Regions from separate parts of the Homo sapiens genome. Here region 2 is linked to region 1. The links are chromatin loops, found by intact Hi-C in ENCODE. Cell type or tissue: MCF 10A. All regions are shown on one strand. Region 1 has its middle 50 kb from the start of LINC00159. Region 2 has its middle 54 kb from the start of SCAF4.

Region 1 (2,500 bases):
CCCACAGTCACCCCCAGAGGATTAAGTAGCTTCGAGCTCAAACTTGGAGGATTTCTGGAGAAATGGGGTTCCAGCAGGTACTGGATTCAGTTCAGTCTAACTTCCCCGGAATCATTTCATCCCTCTAGAAAAGACTTGGGGTTCCCAAAGTGTAACCTGGCCCTCTGGAGAGGGCGTGAGGGAGTGAGGTGCTTGTAATGGCCCAAACACTGCTGCTGGACTTGAACTTGATCATCATCAAACAGTTTACTGCTAGGATTCTGATTTTCAAGGAGCTAGGAGTGACTCACTTCATTAAAAGCAAGCACACACTATGTACCCCAGCTTGCTCCGGTTTCTACATGACCCCAGCATTTCCCCAGTGCCTGCAGGAGTACCTGGCACATAGGGGGCTTCCCAAAACGTTTGTTGATTGAAGAAATGACCTCACCCTCTCAAGAGGCTGCCAGCCTCCCGCAGCCCGCAGGAAAGGAATCTGGAAGCTCCCTGCAGAGGGGAAGTTGTCTGATGGTCATCTTTTAGTTTGTTTTCTCTAAGCCTTCACAGTGGGTACTGACTACATTCACCGTTCATATTTTACAGAGAAAAATATTCATCACTTCCCTCTCAGAAAATCAAACGCTGCTTTGCATGTTGGAGAAGAAGCACGATCTAAAAATCCCCACTGGGTAGAGCCAGGCAGAGTGATTCATACCCTCTATTCAGAGGCAAGAATGACATATGTCGTGCACATGTGCCCAGCGCCGACCAAGCGGCCAAGCTGGATTCTCAGAGCAGCCCACTCAGAAGAACATTCCTTATTTTTACCCTTTGCCAAAAACAGAAACTCACACCAATGCTCCCTCATAAATAGCCTTGCCATTTCAGAAGGCTGCTTCGAAGTACAAGATGCTCAGTGGAACTGAGACCACGGAAGCACGACTGTGGTTTATAGAAACTGAATTAGACTCATTATCTAAGAATGAAAGCATTCAGCTTCTAAATATACAGTAGCATTTATTTCTGGCCCACCCTCCGTGTTTGTGTACTTTTTATTTTTTTTTTTAGAAACCTATACCTTTTTAAAGACACTCTCTACAGCACTTGCCACAAAGGACCAGTTTCTAAGTGTGGTTTAAAATAGCTGGTGGCCTCTGGTGCAGTAAAAGGGAAAATCGGAGGAGGGCAGCACCTGAGAAGTGCAGAGACACAGGTGTGTGGTGATCCAGAGGTCTGGGGGAGGATTTTTGTTACTTTGAAAAGCAGATGGAGACTCCACAGCTGTAAGAAGAGCAAGAAGAACAAGTTCTTGCAAGGAACATACTTGGTAAATATAATGATGCTTTATATCAGCACGATTGTCCCAAGACACAGGAAAAATGACAACAAAACCATTCCAATGGCTCCTTTGGGAAGAAGTAACTATGACGCATCACCCTCTTTTGATTTATAATTGGGGAAACTGAGGCTAACTGAGATGAAGCATTGTTCCCAACGTTGTGCAGTAGATGCGAGCCCTAGGTTCTGGCTGTTTTCCACTGATTCGTCAGCCATGAATTTCAACAGTTGGGTGAGATCTGGCTCTCATCCAAACCCTGTGCCAGCAGAAATGATCTTTGTTTGCGGGCAAAGAAGGCAAGAGTAGGAAGGGGACAATGATGGTGTCTGCCTTGACCCCGGTGGGAAGCATCACTGGGTTGTTTCTCCTCCGTGATTACTCACAGCCTAACTGCAATCCATTCTCTCCTGTTTTGCAGAGGTTCTCATCCTGAGTTTCCCCAAACAGCTCCTATTGGACCAAGTCTAGTCTTACAATCCCGTGGTGGGGAGAAATGGCCCCCCAGAGATATGCCCACATCCTAATCCCTAGAACTTGTGGATATGGCCTTATTTGGATAAAAGGTCTTTGCAGATGTAATTAAGTTAAAGATTTTAATGAGGAAATCATCCTGGGTTATCTGGGTGGGTCCTGAATGCAACACAATGTCCTTACAAGGCACTTATACAGGGAGGGAGATTTGACACAAAATAAGAGGAAAAGGTGATTTGAAGATGGAGGTAGAGATTGGAGTGATGCGGCCACAACCCAAGGGAAGCCAGCAGCCCCTAAGGAGCTGGGAGAGGCAGGGAACAGATTATCCCCTAAAGACCCTGTAGGGAGTGTGGCCCTGACAACACCTTGACTTCAGATTTCTGGCCTCCAAAACCGTCAGAGAATAAATATCTCTTGTTTAAGCCACACAGCATGAGGTAATTTGTCACGGGAGCCACAGGAAACTAACATAGACTACATCCTGTCTAGAATTCTGTTAGATTTGCCTAAGGGCTAAATTGCAACTCCCAAAATCTGATACAATGGAGGCTTGCTTTCCTGTTTTGTCATTCTCTCAACAGTTACTTAGGAGTGCTTACTAGGCACTAACAGTGAGCTAGGTGCTGGGATAATGATGGGCAAATAGACACAAACCCTGATTTCATGCAGCTTACAGCAGGGGAAATAGTCAGGAAGCAAATACCAACA
Region 2 (2,500 bases), 350 kb before region 1:
ACCACCACCACCACCACCACCACCACCACCACCACCACCACCACCACCACCACCACCACCACCACCACCACCACCACAACCACCACCACCACCACCACCACCACCACCACCACCACCACCACCACCACCACCACCACCACCACCACCACCACCACCACCACCACCACCACCACCACCACCACCACCACCACCACCACCACCACCACCAACACCACCACCACCACCACCACCACCACCACCACAACAACAACACCACACNNNNNNNNNNATCACCACCACCATCACCACCACCATCACCACCACCATCACCACCACCATCACCACCACCACCATCACCACCATCACCACCACCGCCATCATCATCACCACCACCACCACCACCATCACCACCATCACCACCACCACCACCACCACCATCACCACCACCATCATCACCATCACCACCACCACTGTCATCACCACCACCACCATCACCACCATCACCACCACCATCACCATCACCACCACCACCACCACCATCACCATCACCACCACCACCATCATCATCACTGACTACTACCATCACCACCACCACCACCATCATCACCACCACCATCATCATCACCATCCCTGCCACCACCATTATCACCCACCAACTACCACCACCACCACCACCACCACTACCACCACCACTACCACCACTGTATTAGTCCATTCTCATGCTGCTAATTAAGACATACCCGAGACTGGGCAATTTACAAAGGAAAGAGGTTTAATCGATTCATAGTACAGCATGGCTGGGGAGGCCTCAGGAAACTTACAATCATGGTGGAGGGGAAGCAAACACATCCTTCTTCACATGGTGGCAGGAAGAATTGCCGAGCAAAGGGGGAAAAGCCCCTTATAAAACCATCAGATCTCGTGAAAATTCACTCATTATCACGAGAACAGCAGCATGGGGGTGACTGCCCCCATGATTCAATTACCTCCCACCAGGTCCCTCCCACGACATATGGGGATTATGGGAACTACAATTCAAGATGAGATTTCGGTTGGGACACAAATCCAAATTGTACTAACCACTATCATCACCCCCCACTACCACCACCACCACCACCACCATCATCATCATTACCATCATCACCACCACTACCACCATCATCGTCAAAGCTTCTTTTCTCCATTACTTCAGAAGGTCTTGGGGCAGCGGCTTTATTTTCCCCTTTCCTTCGGTAAATTCAGTCTTGTGTGTCTGCTGCTTATTAACATCTCCACCAGGGGGCAGGCTGTGGAAGAAAAAGGTTCAATGCAAGACTTTACTCTGTCCTTGAATTTCGGAGCTGCCAGTGTATGAATTCTTCCAGACTCTCCCTGACAGAAACCATCTTTATATATCTGCTAAGCAGTTCTATTTTTTAATTTCTCTATCACAAAGAGTTCCTCTTGTTCCGTGAAATATGTATGGTTTTGAATATTTGAACCCGATGTTTTCCTCTTTGCTCTAACTTCTGAAATGTTTTGCCAAATGTGGGAAAGTGGAGCTTGATATGAGTCAATTGCATTTTTTTTCCTGCCAAAAAGTGATTTCAATTTTCAGCTGCAGACATAGGCAAAAGGTGTCTAGGATAAGAGAGTTTACACTTCTGGGCCAGCAAACATGGTGGCATGCAGGCCACACTTCCCTCCTCTGTGCTCACAGATGGCATGGTTGATAGATGATGGCAATCTTCCTCACTGAGTCCAAAGGCAGTTCTAGATACTTTCTCAACACACCACTTCAGTCAGCTTCTAGCGATCAATGGCACTTGAGATAAAACCAACTTGGCATTTCTGAGATGTTCTACGTCACACTCCTTCCATCACTCTCCATTTGAAGCATAGTGTTTGGGTCAGGGCATTCTATTTTCAGAAGAATATTTGTGCAGTGATGCTTAATGAGGGCAGCTCTCCTCCCAGGGTGTGCAAATCTGTGGCCATTTCTTAGTAATCACAGCCAGTGGGGACACATCTGGCACATGGTAGGTGGGAGCCAGGATTGCTTATTCACCCTGTGAGGTGTGAGGTTTTCCCTCATGATGAAAACTTCTCTCCCAGCCTGTGCTAGTTTTGAGTATCTTGTTGGTCATGTATATAGGTGAAAAACCTGTTGATAATAATCTAATGCCAGACCTGAACTCTATTTTGTATCTAACACACATTATTTTCCTGTGCTTTTAATACACACAGAATTTCCCAGTTGTATAACTATCACATAAATTGAAATCTATCCCTCTGTTTTGCAGAAACTTCCCCAAGAGTTGCTTACCATTTCTGAAAATTGCCTCACCAATGACAGCGCTGCCCCTGGGATCTGAGTTGCCAAAGCAGCACACTGGGTTCAGCATGCACGGGTAGTGGTCCTGTTCACAGGGATTTTACATGCAAGGCACGCATCTGACTTCTTACTGACGTCTTCTATTGTAGTCACATTGTCATGGATGTGTGGTGGTCATGCTATTTATGGATTCTATTTCAGACAACA

What was found. Hi-C counts contacts between places; a loop is a spot of excess contacts. Peaks named below come from ENCODE experiments on the same cell type or tissue, not always from the same donor. Only the 100,000 strongest peaks of a DNase experiment are listed, where the experiment ranks them.
Region 2: it touches region 1 in a loop (5-fold over the local background); 1 of 110 quality-filtered maps calls a loop at or near these places.

Annotation. Positions count from the first base shown.
Region 1 is chr21:32,135,160-32,137,659 of GRCh38, forward strand. No RefSeq gene overlaps it. Among named protein-coding and RNA genes, the nearest start is that of LINC00159, 50 kb to the left of the region's middle. RefSeq lists enhancers at 275-324, 875-1,134. In MCF 10A, no CTCF peak of the experiment used is centred here; DNase peaks (open chromatin) are centred at 712 and 1,562.
Region 2 is chr21:31,784,809-31,787,308 of GRCh38, forward strand. No RefSeq gene overlaps it. Among named protein-coding and RNA genes, the nearest start is that of SCAF4, 54 kb to the left of the region's middle. In MCF 10A, a CTCF peak has its summit at 1,245 (motif pointing right); a DNase peak (open chromatin) is centred at 1,263.